Linked DNA regions of Mus musculus: region 2 is linked to region 1. The links are chromatin loops, found by intact Hi-C in ENCODE. Cell type or tissue: heart. All regions are shown on one strand. Region 1 holds the start of Vsir (V-set immunoregulatory receptor). Region 2 overlaps Psap (prosaposin).

Region 1 (8,000 bases):
TTACTCTTCCACTTAATTAATTAATTAATTAATTAATAAATAATATTTAAAAATTTTAAAACCCTAAACTCTTGGACATATTTCCTGATATCAGTGGTTTGGGTCTTAATTGAAATACATGGTTAGCAATAAATTATTAAAAGTTAGATGACCTTATAAGTTAATTGAACATACAAGTAGATGCTTTTCCATTTTATCCTTCTTGTGTATTTAAATATCGAAAACAAAGATGCTCGGGGCTCTTAACCACTGAGCCGTTGCTCAAGCCCCCTACACCTTATTTTTTGAGGCACGGTCTCTCACTAAACCTGGTACTCACCGATTAGAGCAGAGATCCCAAGGATCCTCTCATCACTTTTTTTTCTTTTTTTGGGGGGGGGGAGGGGTGGGGTTTCTGAGACAGGGTTTCTCTGTGTAGCTCTGGCTGTTCTGGAACTCACTCTGTAGACCAGGCTGGCCTCGAACTCAGAAATCCTCCTGCCTCTGCTTCCCAGGTGCTGGGATTAAAGATGTGTACCACCACTGTCCTGTGGATTCTCTCATCTCTACATCCCCCATGCTGTGCCACCATGTCCCACTTCTTATGGGGGCCCAATCAATTTAGTTCCTCACACATGCCTGGCAAGCACTTCACCAGCTGCGCCATCTGCCCAGCCTTCCCTCGGTCTTAGCTATTCAAAAGTAACGAATGCACTGTGATTAGGGGCTACTGTGAAATACTAAGGATGGCTGGGCGAGAGAGAGGATGGGAGCAGGCCATTGCCAAGGATGGCTGGAAAACAGGTGATGTGTTAGAATAGCGGCCCATGTCCAAATATAGCACGCCAGGCCAGAGCAGTTCCACGAGTAAGAGGTTTACTGGGAGAAAAAGGGGCAAGGTGGCGGTGGAAAGAGAAGGGGGGAAGAGAGAGAGATTAGGGGACCTTTCTTTATGTATGGGTGATGACATGGGCGATGATGTAACACAGGTAAAGGTGGGAGGTGAGCTAAGTGGATTCTGGGAATATGGTGGCTGTTGCCTTCGCAACAAGTCTGTGGGCCATGCCTATGTGATGTCACAGGTTTCGGAGGTCCTGATGCCAACAACAGGTAGTATAGAAAGTGTAATTGACCAACATGGCTGCAACTTTGTTCTCAGTTCTGCTTGGCCCGGGAGCTAACTGCACATTGATGGAAAAGCTTCTGACTTAAGAAGGTGTCACTGCCCCTGAGGGGGTGAGAACGCTTAGGATCATAGCTCTGGATGCTGGGGACAGGGGCTTTGAAGACTGTTACCAAAGTGGGCAGGGCCAGTAGCTTTAAGAAGGAGCTGTGTGACATTAAAGTTGGCACCTCCTCTCTGGGTGTTTACTGTCTGTGAATAATGGACCTGTCTAGACCTTAATATTCCTTCCAGTGCAGCTCTTCTGGGGCTCAGTCTTATTGTGGGTAGTCCTGTGGACTGAACCCCACTGTTAGACACACACTACTTGGATCTTAGAGTCCCTAAGGAATCTTTAGTGAGGCAGCAAAGATAGGGGAGGGGGCAGCGAGATGGCTCAACTGGCACTCGACACCAAACCTTACCACCTGACATCAATCCCTGGGACCTACATGGTAGAAGGAGAAAAAACAACTCCCGCCATTGTCTTCTGTCCTCCACCAAGAACTTGCATACATATAGATACACACACAGAGTAAATAAATGAACAGATAAATATGTGTAAATGATGGTAAGCACTTGACGGGGAGAAAGCCCTGTGCTAACATTTCTCACTGGGATGGAGAAAGACCTCACACCGAGTCAGGAATAGACAGGACACTAGAATGACCTTAGCATTCCTTCCAGGCAGGAAACCTCTTCGAAATCTCTCCCATGCCCTCCACAGTTCAGGCTGGTTTTTACATCTCTCTTCATAATGCACAGTGCTATGTGACACTGCAATGACCTTCAGGGAAGGCCAAAGAGCATTTGCCTTCCTCCTCTTCGGCTTAAGCCCCACGCTGCCCCAGTCCCTGCAGCCATGGCTAAGGGACACAAACACCAGCTGTAAGGAGAGGTTAGAGTCCAGCCTCCTCACGGCCACTGTCCCACACTCCTTGACGATTCCTTGGGAGTGAGCCTGACCATCACTTGGGCTGCTGGGGATGGAGGGTAGGGGGCTTGAACAAGACTGCCCCTCACCCCGCACGTCCTAGTCTGCCTCCCCTCTGATTTCCTTGGCTTCTGAGCTGAGGAGGAAGTTGGACACACACACACACACACACACCCCAGCCTGCCCTGCTTTTTAGGAGGGCTTGAGGTTTGCTGGGCCAGGCCCACAGCTTGGGCAATGCCTGTGTCTTCCTGTGGTGCAACCCAAGGATGTTCAGTGCTGGGGTGTGTGTCAGGGGGAGGAAGGGGCAAGATAGGGGAGGTGCCCCGCTCTTCCCTGAAAGCACTCTACAGAGAATGGCTGGGGTGGGAAGAGGGCCTAGTTTCTACTTCATCTCTGCTGTCTTGGCTGTTCTCTGGCAAAAGAGAATATTCTTTGTTCTATCACCAAGAAGGACCCAAAGCTGTCTCACCAGATGGGGTCCCAAGGTCACATTCACACTCAGGGGCCTGACTTATGTTTTGATAGTTTCTGGGGTTCTCATGCCAGGGTGTTTGCTAGCTTTAGCCGTACCAAACTCGTGTAAGGTCACCTAATGATAACAGGACAGACTATCCTCCTGAGGTAGTCCTTCTTACCCAGTAGCCAGAGTGGGTGTGCCCATAGAGCCTGTGAGAGGCCACCCATATCATCTACAATGTATAGCTACCAGCCCCCACCCCCTGCCCCTAGTTGGATCCCTGACATTGTACTTGGACTGTCCTCTGACCTTTAGCTAGGAACCACTAGGAGTTCAACATCCTTGTCCTTAGACATAGTCACCCCCGCCCCCATTGGTAACCTCTACCATTCTATCTAGACAGGGCTTACTTTCAAGTCTGTCCCCCAGGTGACAGTGCAGATGACAGCCTTTTCACGTCCATCCTGTATAAGGGACTGGATCACATGGGAGCTGGGAGGCTGTGTGTGGTGGGACAGGCCTACGATCTCAGATACTTGAGAGGCCAGTGATAGAAAGGCTGTGATCAACTCAAGGCACTCCCGGGGAGCTTATTGAGAAGTTAAGAGAAAGGAAACAAAGAAAGAAACAAAGGAGACAAAGGAGGCTGGTGATGCAGTTTAGTGGCAGTGCACTTGCCTCGCATCCCTGAGGCCCTGGATCAATGCCCAGCACTGAAACAGAGTGAAGAAGAGAATCACTGGGGAGGGGGTACCCCTCAGCTGGCAGAGTACTTGCCTAGAATGTCTGAGTCCCCATGTCTGACTCAACACTGGGGAAGCTGGGTATGGTGGTATCCACTATAATCCCAGCACTCAGTAGGCAGAGGTAGAAGAATTAGAGGTTCAAGACTATTCCCGTTACACAGGAAGGTCAAGGCTAGTCTGAGATGATGGAACACACATAAACACACACACACACACACACACACACACACACACATGTACACACATGAGCACACACACAGTATACACACATATGTATATATGTAAACATATATATATATGTTCTCATGCATAGATAAATGTACACACGTAAACACATGAGCATACACACACTATATCTATATCTATAAAATCTAGGGTTCTCATGCATACACACATGTACACGTGTACACACATGAGTACACACACAATGTGTGTATACACACACATATATCTTCTGGTGTTCTCATTGGTGTTCTCATGTGTATATATATATATATATATATATATATATATATATATATATATATATATACAAAACACACACACACACACACACACACACACACACCGGTGGGAGGCCATGGTCCTCAAAACTCAGTAGGGCAGGGGAACTCAGGTAAGGAATTTACTGGTTCCTAGCTCAGATCTGGTCTTGTGGCTGAAGGAAGCACTGACAGGAGGGGTTGGGGAGGGGGCTCCAAGGTCAGGCCAGGAAAGAACAGAGTGGAGCAAGCTCTAAGTGATCGCAAGTACAAGGATGAGTGTAGATACCTATGAGGGCCCGGAGGACAGCATGGGAGTGAGTTTGTAGAGGGGCCATGGTGGTGCATCCCTGCAATCCCAGCATGCATTAGGCGAGGTAGAAGAGTCTTGAGGGCAGCCTGAGCTACAAGGCAGCATCCTGTCTCAGAAAGCTAACCCCTCAAAAACCACAAACAAAACTCCGCCCAAACAAAACAATACAAACCCCACAGAAACAAAACTCCACACAAGTATGTTGAAAACAAACTACCAGCAAGACAGAATCAAGGGAGCCTATGAATAACAGCCCAGCCATAGATAAAGCCCTGGGGGAAAGAGGCTGAGAAGGTTCCATGGGGCACACCAACAGATGCAGGAGCGTGTCCTGAGGTTGGGAAGTTCTGGGCTTGTGCATGCCCTGCGCGTGTTTCAGGTGTGTTAGCCGGTGGACATAACTGTACCAGGTGTATCAGCTGCAGGGCACACAAGCGCAGAATGAGCCAAACTCCCTCCCACTTGCTAAAGTCATCGTAGATTTCCCTTACTTATCCACCTACCCGCCCACCCATCTACCCTGGGCTGCTGGAGAACAGGGAGCCAAAGTCCTGCCTCCAGACTAGGAGAACCGCAAGGCAAGCTGGGTTAGACTAGGGTCCACACTTTAGTATGCACGGCCCTCACGATCTCTAAAAAGCACCGGGACTTACAGGGGGAAGTGGCTGGTTGGACACTTGCCACTTCTATCAGCAACTCCAGCCCTTCCCCACCCCCATCCCTGGGCTCTGGAGACGCCGTACCGCCCGCCGCCCCTCGGGGGCGCTGCTGGGCGGGGAGCTTGCTCGGCCGCCTGCCTCGCCTTGGGCTCAGCATTCACTCTAGCGAGCGAGCGGCGTGTACAGCCGGCTCCCTGGGCTCCTGGAGTCCCGCTTGCTCCAAGCGCACTCCAGCAGTCTCTTTCTGCTCTTGCCCGGCTCGACGGCGACATGGGTGTCCCCGCGGTCCCAGAGGCCAGCAGCCCGCGCTGGGGAACCCTGCTCCTTGCTATTTTCCTGGCTGCATCCAGAGGTAAGATCAACAGGCGGTGGGGTGCTAGCGAGAGCTCTAGGGAGTACAGCCCGGTAGTGTAGGGGGCAGGATGGGAGTGCCCTGAATCCCCTCAGCCTGCGGTAACCTTCACCTTACCGCTGCTCCGCTGGGACAGCCCAGCAGGGTGCAGTGGTGTCTCCATCCTTCATCAGGCACATCTTTAATTGCTAACAGCTGCCAAAACAGCAGGCACGGGTGTCCCTTGGGGACTGCCTGCCAGACACTTCCCTGACCCGAGAGTCCAGAGCAGGGGCCATGAAGAACTTCTGCAAGGCAGGAGATGGGCCGGAGGAGAATCACCCCGTCCTATGGCGGTTGCTGAGTGCATTTTGACACCTGGGGCATCTCCCTGACTTCTGGCAACAGAGTCTAAGAGGACTTAGGGGGTGTGGTGCTGTGACCCTGGTATTCTATCCCCCTTGACACTTGTGTGTGAGTCTTGATGGACACTCCCGAATCTGAGCATGCTTGTCACCTGCTCTGTACTGAAAGTCTAAGGACCCGTTTGAGTGATCAGTGGGCTTCTGTCATTTAACCTTATTACAGCTGAGGAGTTGATTTGGATGAGTAAGAAAGACACGAGGGACACTCCCCTGAGCCCAGCAACCAGCTTGGATAACTCCTCGGCAGGGACACAGAAGCCCCACACAGGGAGATGTCACTTCCAAAGTCCAGACTCACAATCTGTACATTGTTCCGGGACACAGGGGCTCCCTAGAGCCCAATCTTTGTTTATTCGGTGAAGATCTCAAAGAAAAAGGGGAGGATACCCTGATAGTTGCCCAAACAGTAGACAGGTGGGTCCCCTGAGATGGCCTGCCTGATACTTCCCTGCTCAGAACCCAGGGCACGGGTGGCTTCTGCAAGGCAGGGGAGAGGAAGGGTCCAGAGGGAGTCACCATTGTCAGGACAGAGATGGAATGCTCAGCTCCGCAGAGGGAGCCAATAGCTGCATCAGAAAAGAAGGAAGAGGGGTTAAGGGGTTGAAAGGGAGGAGAGACAGGGAACTAACTCTTTATCAATACTGGGAGGCTGGCCTGGACTTCTGATAAGAAAGAAGGCACCCACACCCTATAGACAGAAGACTGAAGCCCTGGCCTGCCTTTCCTCACCACAGGAGAGAGCCTGTGGCAGGGATGGGGTGGCGATACAGGCGGGGGATGTTTCACTCCCAACCCCAAGGCTCATCAGGGGCATAGCTTCTAAGAACGGAGGACAGTGGCAGGCAGGAAGGCCAGTATGGCATCTACCTCAGGCTACTATCCTCCTCCCGGGTGACTCCACTAGGCCCCTTTCCTTGCCTCTTCCCTACCCTAACTAGAATGGGAAGCTTTCTGGTCAGCAGCCTCAATTTGGGAAACTAAGTCCTAGAGCTTCAGGGCAGAGGGTCAGCAGCTTGCAGAACTTCCAGCAGCAGCAGAGAGGTTCTGGGGGGAGCTGGGCTCCCTCACCCCCCAAGAGATTTCGCAGCCTACTGCATTTGCTGACTCCAGCTGATTGGTGAGCTGAAGGCCGCCTCCCTTCAGCTCCCAGGGAGGTAATCAGGGATCTAGGAGGCTTTCAGGAAAGAAACAAGAGGAAACTTTTAGCCTGGAGCTGCTCTGACCTCAACATTGGCTATACTTTAAGTCATAACTCATATACTTTAAGTCTTCCTTCTCTTTCCTGTAGCAGACCTGGTCAGGAGGCCTGGGGGCTGAATCCCCCCCCCCCCCCATCAGCATTGGGGCTGGGTTACCTTGAAAAGAATTGTGTTTGGGGCAGGGTGAGACGGGGAGGGGGTATCTGGGGGGACTTCAAACAGTCAGAGCTTAGGAGGCACTTGGAGTACATGGAAGACACTCCTTTCCTGGCCTGACAGGGACTGATGGGGGGCGGGGCAGGGGTTACCTTTGGAACCAGGTGCCCCAGACCCCAAGGGGTACAGAACCTCTTCCCCACAAGTGTCCCTAAGATTTGAGGAAGTTACTACCCTGCCTGTCCTTAGTCTGACCCAGGAGGCCCATTCACATGGGAGCACTGGTGTTCCAGAGAGGGGCAGCTGTCTTCCCCTTCATGGTAAACAAGCCTGCAAGGCCCTATTGAGTAAACTCCGTGCTGAAAGCCTCTGCTCCGGTAGTGGTCAGCGCTTAGGAAATCCTTAAGCCCCACCCAGCAGCCTGAGGGTAGAGCTGGCTGTCTTGGGATGCCCAGGGGCCAGAAACATGAAGGAGGGCGGAGCTGGGAGGCTGCAAGGCTGCTGTGGATCTAGGGAAGAGGAACCACAGAAAAGCTAAAGGAGTCACCTCTGTAAGTTCAGGATACGGGATCGTAGGTCTAAGCAGGAAAAACAGAGGATTCACAGGGCCCATGTGGACTATTGGTACTGACTGAGCCTGCTGTATTAAACTTGAGGTCCTAGGCTCAAAAGCAACTGTTGCCCAGGACCAGTGGCCTTGCCAGAAGTTAGCACTGGCTTCTCATACTTATGGATTCTTTTGGAGAGTCTTTTGGACCATGGCCTTCCTGGTGTTTAAGCAAGGAGTCTGGTGTATATCTATCTGCACCCCAGGTGCTTCCTCCACTCCAGCGTAACTGTTTCATGGTTAGACCTGTATTCAAATCTTAGCTGGCCGTCTGTGAGCTGGGCAAGCTTTTCAGCATCCTTGGTCAAGCCTCCATCTGTAATTTAGGGTGGCGTTCTGCCTCCCCTTACACACAGCTGTGTGGAGCTGATAGGCAAGACTTCCCAGGGTGCCTGGTCCTTGGGATGCTGGTAGTGTATCATCTCCTGGTTTCTGGGGACTCCATACTAGTGGCTTTGCATCTGAGCTTCTTCTGCCTTACAGAGCCCCGATAAGTGCCCGGGACTTAGGAGCCATGAGAAATATCACTGGGAATGCATTTTCCAGA
Region 2 (8,000 bases), 64 kb before region 1:
CAAGGCAGCGCCAGGGGACTCACACTTGGAAGGCATAGGTAGGAGGATTTTGAATTTGAGGTCAGCCTGTGCTACACAGAAAGCTCAAGGCTAGTCTGGACTGTGTATGAGATTTTTTTTTTTTTTTTTTTTGTGCAAGAAAAATGAAAAGAAACGCACTTGGTCCTGCTTGCTCTGTGTCATACATAACTCGTGAGTTCTGATTCACCCACACCACCAAAACCAGACTTCTTTTTCTCTCTCTCTGTAGTATGGGCCATTGAACTTGGATCGTAACACACGGTAAACGAACATCCTCTACTGAGTCACACTATACCCCTTACCTGTTTCCTTGGAAAAATTATTTCTAATACACATGTAGTTCATTTGACTGCCAGTCTAGTTAACTGGGTTCCTTCTTCCTTCTTAGGTAGATGGGAGGACCCTGATGGCCTTGGTCTAAAACTCCAGGCTCTGTGCCTCACGTCAAGGTCATACTGAAGAATGGTAGCTTGTCTTGACTGTCCACCATTGAGTTGTTGGTTGTCTATGATGACTGCAAACCACGTGTGCTCCCTGAGGCTCTTAGGACTTATGGGCTCAGTGTGGCACTACTGTAGTTCAGGGTGCCACTCATAGCTTGCCTTTTAATGATGTTCTGGGTGCTTAGAATGTTCCAGGTCCCGTCTAGTCTTCACAAAGCCCTGGAGGTACAGACACTTGGTTTTGGTTACTCTCCAGCCCTCCAGCCTGACTGCCTTTCCCACCTAGACAGAAAACAAAGAATGCCAAAAGAATGAAAGGCCAGTTTAACCTCTGCCCATTTTCAGGCCCCATGGTAGAGGGAGAGCTCTGACTCCGGTGGGTTTTCTTTTGATCTCCAGAAACAAATGTAGATGTGCGTGCACCCCACCACACACACACACACACACACACACACACACACAAGCCTAACCAGCAGGGGACATCATTTGCTGCCTGCAGTGGTAGCCCCCCGACTCCATGCTGAGTCTTGCCTGCTTGCAGGAAACGAAGTGCCATATCTTAGTGCAGTGCCAGGACATGCAGTTGGGGGATTGCTCCAGTGGGAACAAGTGGGTCAGAGTTGGCCAGCCGAGCTTAGAGAGGTGGCAAGGTGCTGCCGGCATGGGGCAGATGCTCTCCATGAGGCTGAGACGGCAGGGCTGCTGTCATTGGGGCCGTGGCTAACCTCTGACTGAGGTCTGTGCACTCTGAGGCAGTGTGTTCTCTTGAGATGTTTTAGCACATGAGTTTGTAGCCTAGCCTGCTTAAGTTATAAACAGCAACAGGAACCCCCAGTTTCACCTGCCAAGTTAATCCTGTTTAGCAAAAGGTAGTGCTCTTTTTTTTTTTTTTTTTTTTTTTTTTTTTTTTTTAAAGACAGGTTCCTGCTTGTACCCTAGGCAGGTTGGCCTCTGTGCAGCATAGGTTAACCATGGAACACAATCCTCCTGTGTCACATAGGGGAGTCCTGAGATTACAGACGTGAGCCCCCATGCCTAGCTTCTCAGTTTTGTGTTTTCTGTGTCTGTCTGTGCAGTGTGGGGTATGCACGCCTCTCAAAGGCTGGAGGAGGCCACCACGCATGCTCCATTACACTTTTCTGTACTCCCTTGAGACCAGACCTCTCACTGAGCCTGGGAGACATGCCAGCAAGTCCCAGGCATCCTTCTATGCCCGCCCCCACAGTGCTAGGGGAGGGTGTGGCCACTCGCTGTTTGTGTGGGCGCTGGGGATCTGAACTCAGGCCCTGGGGCTTGCGCAGCAAAATGCAGCCATCTGCGCAGCTCATCTGGTCAGGTTCTTGAAGTGTATTGGACAGGTCGGCGTTTGGAAGTGTGTTGGATTTGAGTTGGATGGAATTGTCTAGGACAGAGAGGAGAGCCTAGCTTGTATTTTCTTTGTCTGTGATGCTGTGAACTCAAAAGGCCTTACGTGTGCCTGGCAAGCACCCTTGGCTCTTTACCTCTACGACTCCCATTTTTTCCTGTGAAACTGGACCGTCTAGGCTCTTGGCAGGGTCTGAAATGGACAGGAAGAAGGGCAGGTTGTTGTTCTATAGGGTTGGGGATGGTGTCTAATGACAGTTACTGGGAAGTCCCTAAGGCCAAAGCCTGCTGCTTGGATAATGGCCTGCTACTTTTTGAAACAGGCTGTTGACACAGTTCTGGAGTACTGGCTTCTGGGCTCTAAGCCTTGTTTCCCAGTTGGTCACCGATCAGGAAGTTACGGATTTCCCACCATCCCTGTTATTGGGGATTGAACTCAGGGCTTCTCACATGTTAAGTAAGACACAACAACGGACTTGTGGGTTTTCTGTAAAAAGAGCAGGCAAGAACACCAGTTACACTGACCTGCTTGCTTGGTTTTGGTTTTGGAACCAGGGATTGAATTTAGAACTTTGTGCTCACTGAATACCCCGCTCTCCCATTGAGCTATGCCTCTAGCTCAGTCTTAATTTTTATTTATTTATTATTTATTTTTGAGGCATGGTCCCATTTACTGTTGTCCTGGAACTCACTGTGTGGATCAGGCTGGTCATGAACTCACAGATCCACCTGCCTCTGCCTCCTGAGGTCTGGGACTGAAGGCCAGTGTTACCATGCGGGGCTCAGGGTCAGCCTTGAACTCAGATCTCCCTTTTTTAGCCTTGATTGCTTGCTGTGCATCTCCGGTACTGAGGCTATGGGTGTGTACTGTATCTCTGTGCCTAGTTTCAAATGACAGTTTTATTTATTAATTTATTTGAAGGTGATCCTGCTGATTGCAGCCAGGATCTTGTGACTGCTAGGCAAGCACTTTACTACAGAGCTGGATTCCCAGCTGCTTCCAACTTTAAAATGTGGGTGCAGCTGGGTGCAGTCTCGGGCTTTTAATCAAGCCACTTGGGAGGCATAGGTAGGTGAGTCTCTGAGTTTGAGGGCGGCTTGGTCTATGTAGAAGTCCAGGACAGACACTCTGCATAGAGAGACCCCTTTAATCCCAGCCCTTGGGAGCAGAGGGGCAGTTTCTTGAGTCCATCCTGGTCTACATAGTGAAAGTTTGTCAAAACCAAAGCAATGGTAGGTATAGTGGTTGGGTGGAGACTTGAGCATTGTAAAAACATTACTTTATTCATTGTTTTTTGTTTTTTTTCAGATTCAATGAGGGTTCAGAGTAAAAGTTTTTTGGAGTCTAGGTTTTGAGACAGGGTTTTGCCATCTAGTCTTGGCTTGCCTGAAATTCGTTATGAAGTTGCTGTCTTCCTTCCTCTGCCTCCCAAGTGGAGATTTACAGGTGTGCAGAGCCACGCCCGAGTTTGAGTTTGGTAGTCCAGGTTGGGTATGAGACAGTTGAGCCGAGCTCCAACACTGTGGCCTTAGGCCAGGTACTTAACCCCCTGATTTCTTCATACGCCATTGTGTTCAATGTTATACTCTCACTTCGCTGCCCTGAGGTTTTCATCAATTGGCGTGGGGAAGTATTGTTCACTGCCCACACTGATATTAACACTGATACTACCGGGTTGTGTCTTCTTGTCCCACCAACAGAAGTATAGTCACCCTTTACCCTTGGCTTGGTGATTTTTTTCCCTGGCTTCTTTCATTTCAAGAGATGCTGTTGATTAGCAACGGATTTAAATGACTTATTGAGAATGTGTGTCCTGGGCATAATTACAGAGTTAGGAAAACAAGTCCTTAGCCGGTCACTAGGAGGTGCCTGAACCCCCACATTAGTGGATCCCAGCAGCTTTAAGGTATTAAACTCTTGGACCTAAACCTGTTGTCACTGACTAGATCCTGTTCCAAGCATGACTTCCCCATACACATAGTTGCGTATGGAAAACAGGCTCAAGGATTAGCCCGGGCCAATTGTCTCCCTGCTCCCCTCGTTCCCACTACACTCAGTAAGCACTGTGCAGCCGTCCCCCATTTCCTCTTCAGAACCTCACACACTGAGCTATACCCACAGATGCTCCAGAAATGGTAGCACACGGACTTTTTTGCTTCTTGATCTTTTTAGACACGCAGAAAAGTGGTGGGAGAATTACAGAGAACCCTGTGTATTCAGCGACCAGGTTGAGAAATAGGCTCTGAGAGCCGGTCTCCTGCCAGTGACTCTGCATGGCCTGGGTGCTAACCATAGACAGCAGCGGCCCCTCAGCCCTGCTTGCTGTCTTCTTTTTGATTTCATTCATGAGACAGCATCACACTCTGGCTTGTAACTCACTGTGTTGTCCAGATTGGTCTGGAACTACAGGTAATCCTCCTGCCTCAGCAGGAGTCACTCATTCCTCCTGCTCTCCAAAGCTTTTGGTTTACAGAGGAGTTAGTTACAAAGGCTGTATGGCCAGTTCCTGTAACCCTTCACCTAGCTAAATCTGTTTGTGTGCACTGCTTTCATTTTTGGCTTAAGCAACAGGGCTAAAGGAGGCTAATTGCTTCTCCCTGGAGGAGGAATCTCTTCCTGGCTTGCAATCTGCTTTGTCATTTTAGGGTAGGCGGGCAGGGTGGGGCTTAGGGAAGACACTAATTTACTGACCAGATTGCAGATTTTGCAGGTTTTTTAACCAAATTACCCAGTAGTCTCAATTCTTGTTTTAGTATTCTAGTCTAGTTGTCATGTCTCCTAGCGACTTAGAAGTGGTTATGGGTGTATGTGTGTGTGTGTGTGTGCATGCGTGCGTGCATGCATGCGTGCGTGTATGCGTGTATGTGTATGTATATAGTGGTCCCGGGGCTGATGTGCTGGTAAGGTAGCTCAGCATGTAAAAATTCTTGCCTCCAAGATTGGAGTCCAATCCCCAGACCTCACAGAGTTGGGGGAGAGAACTGACTTGTAAGTTGTCTGAACTCCACTTGCATGTATGCATGCACACAGATTTTTTTTTTTTTTCGAGACAGGGTTTCTCTGTATAGCCCTGGCTGTCCTGGAGCTCACTTTGTAGACCAGGCTGGCCTCGAACTCAGAAATCCGCCTGCCTCTGCCTCCCAAGTGCTGGGATTAAAGGCGTTCGCCACCACACCCGGCTCACACAGATTTTTATAACATTAATGCGTGAGTTTGAGTCCTCCCTGGAGCATTGTCTTCACGTGGCTGGCCTCACCTTGCCCTGGAGCCCTTCAGTTTCATCTTCCTCTGCATTACTGGGAAGCTACTCATTTCTACAGCTTACACAGCCTGTGGGCTCCATCCTTGACTCACTGGGTGAAAGGAAGAGATGGCCCAGTGGTTAGGGGCACTGGCTGCTTTTGGAGAAGACAGAATTTGATTGCCAGTGTCCATGTGGCGGCTCACAACTGGCGTAGCCCTAGTTCCTGGGAACTGGGTGCCCTTTCATGGCCCCCACTGGCACTTCTGCTCGTACAAATGTATAAATAAGTCTTTAAAAAATAGTGTCAGGTCTCATTATCCTCAGAGCTTGGGATTGAACCCAGGCTCACAGAGTAGACTGTTTGAGACAGGGTCTTGGGTGGTTGCAGCTGGCCTCGAACCAAGGCAGTCTTCCTCTTTCCTTTTCTAGTGTTGGAGTTACAGCTGTATGCTGCCATACGTCTGTCTGCTTCTCTGTCCTGTCCCTCTGCCTTGTCCTGCTAAGCACTCTGTTACCCTACTGCTGGGCTCTATTCCCAGTTCTCTTAATTTGAGATAGGGTCTCAATAAGTGTCATAGGCTGGCGTTGAACCCTTGTCCTGTAGCATTGGCAGGCCTTGAATTTGTTATCTTCTTGCTTCCAACTCCCAAATAGCTGGGATCATAGGCCAGTGTTTTCATGCTGGGCTCACCAAGTCTGTATCAGGATTAAATGTTATGTTCTGGTGGTAACATTAAGATATTGTTTCTGGGAGTTGACAGATCTAGAGTGACACTTTGGGTTGAAGTGAAATGCTAGTTTTCATAGTCATTTGTGGTCAATTTGGAGGGATGCCCCCTCCATGCCTGTGGGAGATAATTTTTCTGTAGGTTGTAGGACCCAGGAAGCGAGGCAAATCTGAAAAGGGAACTAGCTATAATTTGGGGAAGTAATTTTCCCCACACTTCTAGAAAGCAGCAGTTTTCTCTGGTTTTCGGTTTTGTTTGAGTGGGCCGTGCATGGGGGGCTCCGGGCAAACTCTCGTGATGCGTGAGTATCACCATGAACCCTGCTGTTGTCCTAGTGCTAGTAACAGAAAGAGCCTAATTCAAATCCCAGGGAGGAGGAGGGGCTCCCCTCAGGACCCTTATGTGTAGAAGCTATGCAGGCTCCAGAGAGATGTCGTTCTGTGGATTGCTGCTTTCGGCGTTGCTTCCCTTGTCGTCAGCGTGTGCATATGGGGCTGTGTGTGTTTGTGGGGATAGACCCCAGCGTCTGTGCACACTAGGCAAGGCTTTACCACTGAGCCCTGTTGTCCTCTACAAACCACTTGACACCTGGCTGGTGTCACTTTAACACAGCTGCTTCTGTGTTCAGTCGGTTGGGCCTCATGTCATATATCCTGGAAGGAGCAGCTGTGTGAGGAGGAGCTTGAGGTACTCCTAACCGTCTTCAGGGTCTCTGAGACCTGTCTTTAAGACTGTGTACCTTGAGCAGCTTCTGGCTAGGGCCCACAGCCAGAATATCCAGCCCTTCCCGAGGTGGCTCAAGTGCTTTCTACTCAAGGCATGCTGGCTTTGTCCTTATGACAGCAGTGGGAGAGGCAAGCAACCAGCTTGACTGCTGGGCCATTCTAGCAGCCTGCCTTTAACTGTAGGTCAGGAGGGGAGGGTTGAAGTGTTAGCTTTCAGTTTTCAAACAGAGGAAGCCCAGAGTGACATTGTAGGTGGCACACTTACACTTGTGTCTGAGACCTTCTCTGTGAGCAGCCACACAGGTCAAGCGTTCCCCTCTTGGTAGGGTGTGTCTGGTGGGTCACCTTCAGAAGTGCCAGTGCCAGGGCTGCATGGCGTGGTGTGCAGGGGTCCATTCTGGTAGGTGGGGCTGGCTGGCTGGCTGGCTGGCTGGCTGAATCTGTCTCCCAGCCTGCGACTTGCTGGCCCAGCAGTGGAGCACTGTAATGGATGAGCAGCTCTCGTGAAGTTCCGGAGCCATAGAAGCATGCTGCTGAGCCTCTGGCCCTTGCCGCTCCCTTCTCACCTGGCTGGAGCCTTCTTTCAGGACAGACAGACCGTGCTCACGGCCAGAGCACACTGCAGTCTTATTACCTAAGTACATGGAAGTTTATCTCCTCATCACCTGATGTGTGGCCATCTGAAAGCAGAGCTGGTCAGGAAGGGTCCTTTTCTTTTTGAGTTGGGCTCTCACAAAGTCAGAATGGGCTACACCCAGTTCAGGTTCTGAAAGCAAGGAGACAAGGTGCAGTGCCAGCGCAGGCATCTGGAAGCCTTCCTGAGTGGAGAGACTGGCGCTGCTGTGTATCGATTTCCCCGGAGAAGTTTCTGCAAGTGGGACTGAAAGCCACGCTGCCTCTCCTGTTTCTAAGCAACTCCGATGTTGCCATGGTGACATTCCCCAGGCAGCAGATACAGTAAGCTGTGGAATGCAGTTGCTCCCAGAGGCTGAACATTTTCTCTTTTGGTAACTAACTCAATTGGTATTAGCACAGGTTACATAAAATTGTTAAAGGAAGGGGGCCGGAGGATGGGCCAGATAAAGGTTGTTCCGCAAATGGCTGGCAGGTGCATGCTCTAGACAGGGTGGTGCCCTGGGGGGGGGCGGGCGGTGAACCTCATAGATGAGGTGATGTTTGGTGAACAAACTGATTGACTGATTGATTATGCATGCACATTAGTAGGATGTGGCTTTGACTGCAGAAACCAGGGACCTAAAATTAGAATTCCTGAAGTCCCACAGAACTGACTCGGTCTCTTGGGAGCCTGGTGGTCTAGGCACTCTCTGATTCACGATTGACATCTTTTCTTCCTTCTTGGTTCAAGATGGCTGATGAGGCCCCAGCCGTTGCGTCTAAGTTTCATGGAAGATGTGAGGGCCTCTCATGAACAGACCCTGTTGCGTTAGGAGACTGACTGCAAAGTATAGTCTT

The links. Peaks named below come from ENCODE experiments on the same cell type or tissue, not always from the same donor. Only the 100,000 strongest peaks of a DNase experiment are listed, where the experiment ranks them.
Region 2: it touches region 1 in a loop (2.1-fold over the local background); 2 of 42 quality-filtered maps call a loop at or near these places.

What each region holds. Positions count from the first base shown.
Region 1 is chr10:60,342,017-60,350,016 of GRCm38, forward strand. All of the region lies in intron 39 of Cdh23 (cadherin 23 (otocadherin)), which reads right to left. Vsir (V-set immunoregulatory receptor) reads left to right here and starts at 4,835. Exons shown (of 7, transcript NM_028732.4): 1 at 4,835-5,087. The coding sequence starts at 5,006. In heart, CTCF peaks have their summits at 4,843 and 5,059; DNase peaks (open chromatin) are centred at 4,835, 5,165, 6,215, 7,225 and 3 weaker places; H3K4me3 peaks cover 1,991 bases; H3K27ac peaks cover 2,205 bases; H3K27me3 peaks cover 1,038 bases.
Region 2 is chr10:60,278,429-60,286,428 of GRCm38, forward strand. All of the region lies in intron 1 of Psap (prosaposin), which reads left to right. Among named protein-coding and RNA genes, the nearest start is that of Psap, 4.8 kb to the left of the region's middle. In heart, no CTCF peak of the experiment used is centred here; DNase peaks (open chromatin) are centred at 1,663, 4,443, 6,755, 7,473 and 3 weaker places; H3K4me3 peaks cover 1,226 bases; H3K27ac peaks cover 1,455 bases.